2 separate regions of the Homo sapiens genome follow, and region 1 is linked to region 2. Evidence: read pairs that join two places in POLR2A ChIA-PET (ENCODE). Cell type or tissue: A673. All regions are shown on one strand. Region 1 has its middle 6.7 kb from the start of SLC7A11. Region 2 overlaps ELF2 (E74 like ETS transcription factor 2).

Evidence for each region. Peaks named below come from ENCODE experiments on the same cell type or tissue, not always from the same donor. Only the 100,000 strongest peaks of a DNase experiment are listed, where the experiment ranks them.
Region 1: POLR2A ChIA-PET joins it to region 2 with 6 read pairs; 2 of 35 experiments call an interaction of 5 or more read pairs at or near these places.

What each region holds. Positions count from the first base shown.
Region 1 is chr4:138,247,007-138,251,006 of GRCh38, reverse strand. No RefSeq gene overlaps it. Among named protein-coding and RNA genes, the nearest start is that of SLC7A11, 6.7 kb to the right of the region's middle. In A673, no CTCF peak of the experiment used is centred here; no DNase peak of the experiment used is centred here.
Region 2 is chr4:139,169,286-139,173,285 of GRCh38, reverse strand. All of the region lies in intron 1 of ELF2 (E74 like ETS transcription factor 2), which reads left to right. Among named protein-coding and RNA genes, the nearest start is that of ELF2, 5.9 kb to the left of the region's middle. In A673, no CTCF peak of the experiment used is centred here; no DNase peak of the experiment used is centred here; H3K4me3 peaks cover 563 bases; H3K27ac peaks cover 718 bases.

The DNA.
Region 1 (4,000 bases), 920 kb after region 2:
CTAACAGTTTATGTAGGTTTCCCCACTTCATTTATTAAAAAATAATTTTAGCTTTTGTTTTAGATTCAGGGGGCACATGTGCATGTTTACTACATGGGTAAATTATGGGTATATTGTGATGCTGGTGTTGGGGGTATTAATGATCCTGTCACCCAGGTAGTAACTGTCACCGATAGTAGCCAATGGGTAGCTTTTCAGTCCCCATCTCCTCCGTCCCTCTTCTCTAAAGTAGTCCCCCGTACCTGTTGTTCCCATCTTTATGTCTATGTGTACTCAGTGTTTAGCTTCCACTTATAAGTGAGAACATGTGGTATTTACTTTTCTGTTTCTGCATTAATTTGCTTAAAATAATGGCCTCCAGCTGCATCCGTGTTTCTACAAAGGACATGATTTTGTTCTTTTTTATACAGCTGCGTAGTAGTCCATGGTGTATAACCAAGCCTCACATCATTTTTAAATAGTTCATATTTTTCCCTCTGGTTTGAGATGATACTTTTATCGTTAGATAAAATTCCAAATTTATTTGGGCCAATTTCTGGTCTTTAGATTCTGTTTTTAATGTACCTGCACCACCGGGTTTTAATTACTGAAAAATCGTAGTATATTTTGATGACCTTGTATTTTCTCAATCTTTGTTTTTTAGTCACGAAAAGTTAATATTTTCATATAATTGTAGAATTACTTTTCCTAGTTAAAAATGTTCTTGGCATGTTTATTTGTATTATGTTCCATTTGTAAATTAACTTAAAAAATTGACAACTTATGTTATTAGTATTCCTATCTAAAAGCATGACATATCTTTCTATCTGGTCAAGCTGTTTTTAAAAAAATATACAATTTACAGGCCAGGCACGGTGGTTCACGCCTGTAATCCAAGCACTTTGGGAGGCTGAGGCGGGCGGATCACGAGGTCAGGAGATCGAGACCATCCTGGCTAACATGGTGAAATCCCGTCTCTACTAAAAATGCAAAAAATTAGCCGGGCGTGGTGGCAGGCGCCTGTAGTCCCAGCTACTCAGGAGCCTGAGGCGGGAGAATGGCGTGAACCCAGGAGGCGGAGCTTGCAGTGAGCCGAGATCACGCCACTGCACTCCAGCCTGGGCGACAGAGCAAGACTCCGTCGCAAAAAAAAAAAAAAAAAGCATGACATATCTTTCTATCTGGTCAAGCTGTTTTTAAAAAATATACAATTTACAAATGTCTTGTTAATTTTATTCTTAGCTTTTAAATTCTTTGTTGCTATTGTAAATGGTATGACGTCTTTCAATATTTCATGTAACTTGTTTGTATATACAAAGTGTACTGATTTGGAAATTTATTTATTTGTAAACATTATCTTAAAATGGTTTAATTCATTGTAGGAGAGATTTTTGTTGTTGTTGTTGTTGAATGTTTTATTTTTTCCAGGTAATTAATCATAAAATAATGAGTTTTTGTGCTCTTTTTTTCCTTCTTCATGCCTTTTCTTGTCTAATTCTAGCAGTTAATGCATAGAAAATGATAAATGATAGAGGTGACAATATATTTCTTTATCTTATCTCTAAGATTAAGAAGAGTACTGTAATATTCCCAAATACTAGAGGATGCACAAAGCAGTTCATCCCTATTCAACTGTACCCTATCCCAGTTCATCCCAGGTGAAAGTCTTAGTAACTGCAATACAGCAGCCTGACAGCAGCTATCCATACTCTGCTGGTCACTTGAGTTGGGCTCGTTACTGCCATTTGGCAGGTGAGTCAGTAAACTACAGATTTTTTTGAGTCTGCACTCTAGACTACGTTCAATATCAACTGTCTTAATTCAAGTTCTCTAAAAAAAAAAAATACCACAAAATAAGGAAATGCTTCTATGAATACTGTGGAGGGAGTGCAGGAAGCAGAACACGGACGGGAAAGACAAAGAAAGCTAAAATTTCAGGTAAACGCCTAGCCTGATCCTGCAGCTTGGGAAAATAACTCCGGAGATTGTCTCAACTAAAGGCAAGTATGTTGGACTGTCATATTCTCAAATCAAGGAGTGATCGGTTAACATCTGTTAACATTCCATAAGGGATGTAAACTCCCAGGCATCCCTACTCTCTGCCCCCATGGGAAAAGTGGCTCCGTTAATCTAAGCGCCGTCCTCTGAGGAGAGTCGCAGGTATGCCTTTTTAAGCAAAAACAGAAGCTAAGGAACAAATACCCAGAAATAAGAAAAGTGATATGAGAAAATCTCTATAGAACATCAACTATCACCTACAATTGATAATATTTTTTTCCTATTGATTTAATATTGAGAGAAGTGTGTTGAATTTTCAACATTTGCTTATCAAATTTTCTTTGTTATTTTATTGTATGTGCTTCACATATTTTGTGCTGTGTTCTTAGATGCATAAAGATATTTTATCTGTACAATGACTCTCTTCATAATAGTTTTTGCTTCACAGTTTTTTTGTTTTAACTCCTATCTTGTAGGAATAGCAAGCACTGAATATGCAAAGAGAGTTACTAGTAAGAGAGAACATCAAAGTGGAAATAAATAGTCAATTCCTGTATCTTCTCTTAAGCCAGAGTCAGCGAACTTTTTCTGTAAAGAGGCAAATTATAAACATTTCTTATTTGGCAGGCCATTCAGTCTCTTTTGCAGTTACTCAACTCTACTGTTGTAATATGAAAGCAGCCATAGAAAATATATAAATGAGTGGGCATGGCTATGTTCTAATAAAACTTTATTTATAAAACTTCCTGTCATTAGCCCATTGCACTGACCTTGTAATGCCTTATTTGCAGTTAAGATATTGCTAAACAAAGAGTTGGCGAACTACACAGGAGCTAAGAAAAATGTTTATATTTTTAAAGGGCTGTAACACACACACACACACACACACACAAACACACAGATACACAGAACATGGACAGAGACAATGGGTAGCCTTAAAGTCTAAAATATTTACTACTTGGCCTTTTACAGGAAGTAGGCCAATGTCTGCACTAAACTCACAAAAATGAGTCTGGCAGTTTTTCCTCCTGTTTTCACTTTCTGAAATAATTTCTCTAAGGAGGAGATTATTTATTTCATAAAAATGTGGTAGGCCTTACCTGTAACACAAGTAGAACCTAGTTTTGTTTGGTTTTATTTTTTTGAGCCAGGGATATCCTTGATTAGCACCATAAATAGTTGCCATTCCATTCAGTTTTTCTGTTTTTTCTAATGACGTAATAGAATCGATTCATTTTCCAGAAATGTGTCCATTTTATTCTGAGTTTCACATTATTTTCCATATAGTAGATCACTGTACTCCTTTATTATTTAAAAATTCTCTTTAGCTCTCTAAGATATTTTCTCTTTTTTTAAACTCACATTTAATATATTTCCGAATTTTTTATTGCTTACATTTGCCAAACCTGTATCTAAATTATTATTCTTTCTAAATAATTAGATTTTCCAATTGGGAATGTTTTCTATTCCCCTTTTGTTCTTAATTTTTTTATTTCTGTAGTTATCTTTTTTTCTTCTTTGACTATATTGTTTTTACTTAAATTTTTCTGTTGAATATTGAGCTCATTTCCTCTTTTATTTTCTGATGAATGTATCTTGAAGCTTTAAGTTTTCCTTTAAGTTTTCTTTAATCTACTCTAACAAATTTGAACATATGGTTTTCATTGTTATTCAGTTTTAAGTATTTTGTGAATTTTTTCTCAGGGCCTATTTTCTAATTTAAAGATAAGTTGGTAGTATGTTTTTTTTTTTTTTTTTTTTGAGACAGAGTCCCCCTGTGTCACAATCTCAGCTCACTATAACCTCTGCCTCCCAGGCTCAAGCGATTCTCCTGCCTCAGCCTCATGCTGGGATTATAGGCATGAGCTACTGCACGCAGCTGGTAGTATGATTTTTAATTTCCAGACATATAAGATTTATTTTATTAGTTTTATAACTATTAATTTCTAATTTTGTTGCATGTTTATAGTAAGAGTGTATAGTTTACACAATGTTGATTCTTTGGAACTTACTGGGGTTTCAT
Region 2 (4,000 bases):
TGACTTACCTGATACCAAAAAAATTATCCATTTTGAGTATATAATTCAATAATTTTTAGTAAATATATAGATCGTGAAACTATCTATCACCTTGAGCTAGTTTTCGAACATTTCCATTGCCTCCAAAATTCCCTCCAGCCTGTTTGCAGTTAACCCTTATTCCCACCCCCAGCCTCAGGCAATCACTGATTGGTTTTGTCTTAATCCATTTGCTTTTACTGGATATTTTGTATAAGTGGAATTGTACAATATGTAGTCTTTTGTATCTGGCTTCTTTCACTTAGCATAATGTTTTTGGGATTCATTCATATTGTAGCGTTTATCAGTTTTTTGTCCCTTTTTACTTTGGAATAGTATTTCTTTGTATAGGTATATGATAGCCCCCCCCCCCCCCCCCCCCCCCGTTATCTGTGTGGGATACATTCCAAGACCCCCAGTGGATGCCTGAAATCTCAGGTAGTATTGAACCATATATTATTTTTTTCTGTATCTGTATACCTAGGATAAAGTTTAACTTGTTAATCAGACATAATAAGAGATTAAAAACAATACAATAGAATAGTTACAACAATATGCTATTCACAATTTCATAGAAGATTTCTTACTGTAGGTGTTAGCAAACAGCATAAAGTTTTTTTCTTGTTAAATTGAGAACTTTCACTTTTTCACTTAAAATAAGTATTTTACAGCTTCTTTTTGGCATATCCAGTTGTCATCCTCATTACTCTTGAGTGTTTGAGCCATTGTTAAGTAAAATAAGGGTTACTAGCACTAAGATACTAGTTGATCTGATAGCTGAGATGGCCACTAAGTGACTAATGAGCAGGTAGTGTAGACAGCGTGAATATGGTGGATAAAGGGATGATTCATGGCCGAGGCAGAGGGGCATGGTATGAGGTTTCATCATGCTGCTCAGAATGGCACTCAATTTAAAACGTAGATTATTTCTGAAATTTTCCATTTATCATTTTCAGACCATGTTTGACTGTGGGTAACTGAAACTGCAAAGTAAAGCTGTAGGTAAGGGGAGATTACTGTAACACACTTTAGCTGTTGACCAGTATATATAGGTGTTTCGATTATTTCCAGTTGTTGACTCTTTAAATAATACTCAAACATTTGAGTACAAGTCTTTATGTGGACATATGGTTTTGTTTCTCTTGGTTAGCTATCTAGGAGTAGAATTACAGCATCATACGTTTAGCTTTTTAGGACACTGCCAAACTGTTTTCCCAAAGTGGCCATAACGTCTTATATTGCTAACAGCAATGTTTGAGAGTTCTAGTTTTCTTCACATCTTTGCCAACACTTATTATTGTATTTCTTTTTTAATTATAGCTGTTCTAATGGATATGAATTTGTTTGTTTTTGAGTCACTCTGTCGCCCAGGCTGGAGTGCAGTAGTGCAATCTCAGCTCACTGCAACCTCTCTCTCCTGGGTTCAAGCAATTCTTCTGCCTCAGCCTCCCGAGTAGCTGGGATTACAGCCGAGCACAACTATGCCCAGCTGATTTTTTGTCTTTTTAGTGGAGACGGGGTTTCACCATGTTGCCCAGGCTGGTCTCGAATCCTGAGCTCAGGCAGTCCTCCTGCCTTGGCCTCCCAAAGTGCTAGGATTACAGGCGTGAGCCACCATGCCCGGCCTGATTTTGTTAATTTGTTGTGTTTTTTTTTTTGTTTTTTTCTCTGTGTACTGTTTAGTGGAGTCATTGTGATTTTAATTTTAATTTTCCTTATGACTCATAGTATTGAGCATCTTTTCATGTATCTTTTTTCTTAACCCATTTATGCCCGAAGTTGCAATTTTTTTTTGTGAAAAAGCAGACCTTGGCGATGACCTTGAGCAGTAGGATATTAATAATTCCCACAAGCTTAGCATTCCAAAAATGGAACACTTGGCATAAATGGGCTGGCTGGAGTGCAGTGGTGCGACCAGAGCTCACTGTAGCCTTGACCTCCTGGGCTCAAGCAGTCCCCCTACCTCAGCCTCCTGAGTAGTTGGGAATGGGGAATGCAGGTGCATACCACCATGCCCGGTTAATTTTTTATTTTTATTTTTTGTAGCGATGGGGGTCTCACTGCATTGCCCAGGCTACTCTTGAACCCCTGGGCTCAAGCAATCCTCCTGCGTTGGCCTGCCAAAGTGCTGGGATTACAAGCATGAGCCACCGTGTCTGACCCATCTTTTTTGATGACATCACTATTCAGATCTTTTGCTCCTTTTAAAATTGGGTTGTTTGGGCTGGGTGCGGTGGCTCATGCCTGTAACCCCAGCACTTTGGGAGGCTGAGGTGGGTGGATCACCTGAGGTCAGGAGTTCGAGACCAGCCTGGTCAGCATGGTAAAACCCTGTCTCTACTAAAAATACAAAAATTAGCCGGAGGTGGTGGCGCATGCCTGTAATCTCAGCTACTCAGAAGGCTGAGGTAGGAGAACTGCATAAACCTGGGAGGCGGAGGTTGCAGTGAGCTGAGATTGCAACACTGCACTGCAGCCTGGGCAACAGAGCAAGGCTCTGTCTCAAAAAAATATAATATAATATAATTAATATAATATAATATAATATAATGTAATGTAATATAATTGGGTTGTTTGACTTATTGAGTTATAAGAAGTTTTTTTTTTTAGAAATATATTCTGGATGTAAGTTTTTTAGTAGATACATGATCTGCCAATATTTCTTTACAGTCTGTTGCTGGTCTTTTCATTGCTTAAAAAATTGGTGGCTGGGCGTGGTGGCTCACACCTGTAATCCCAGCACTTTGGGACACTGAGGCTGGTGGATCATGAGGTCAGGCATTCGAGACCAGCCTGGCCAACATGGTGAAACCCCATCTCTACTAAAAATACAAAAATTAGCCGGGTGTGGTGGTGTGCACCTGTAGCCCCAGCTACTTAGGAGGCTGAGACAGAGAATCGCTTGAACCCGGGAGGCAGAGATTGCAGTGAGCCGAGATCGCACCACTGCACTCCAGCCTGGGCAACAGAGCGAGACTCTGTCTCAAAAAAAAAAAAAAAAAAAAAAAGGCGATTAAGATCTTTTAAAGTGTAATTAGTTTAAATTTTGATGAAGTGTGGTTTCTAAATTTTTTCTTTTATAGATTATACTTTTGTTGTCTTATGTAAGAACTCTGCCTAATCCAAGATCTTGAGATTTTTCTGCTTTCTAGAAGTTTTATAGTTTTAACTCTAACAGTTAGATTTTATCATCTATTTTGAATTAATTTCTGTGTATGGTGAGAAATAAGGTTCTAAATTCATCTTTTACATACAGATGGTTCTGTCAACCTAAGTAAAAGACAGTCCCTCTGAAAGAAAGCAGTATTTATTCAGGAATGGGCATTATAATGGGAATATGCATACCGTAGTAAACTATGTGCATATTCAGGGAGGTAAAGGAAGACATAGCTTTTTTTTTTTTTTTTTTTAAGACAAGAGTCTCGCTCTGTCGCGCAGGCTGGAGTGCAGTGGCGAGATCTCAGTTTATGGCAAGCTCCGCCTCCCGGGTTCACGCCATTCTCCTGCCTCAGCCTCCCGAGTAGCTGGGACTATAGGCGCCCGCCACCATGCCCAGCTAATTTTTTGTATTTTTAGTAGAGACAGGGTTTCACCGTGTTAGCCAGGATGGTCTCGATCTCCTGACCTCGTGATCCTCCCACCTGGGCCTCCCAAAGTGCTGGGATTACAGGCATGAGCCACCGCGCCCGGCCAAGACAGATTTTTAAAGGAAAAATGAGGAAGATTACATCATTGTTTTAAATCAATTATGTTTGGCTATAAAGATCAGTGACAAGAGTGATGCCAGTCTGAGGTTGGACATGAAGTTACTGGGCAGATGTCCTTGCAGAAGTATTTTTTTGTGTAAGGTTGCAGTTGCCTTTGTGCAGGGTTGTGGCCTTTATGAGTTTTTTTGTGATAGTTTTTTTTTTTTTTTTTTTTAAATGTAGTCCCGCTCTGTAGCCCAGGTTGGAGTGCAGTGGTGCGATCTCGGCTTGCCGCA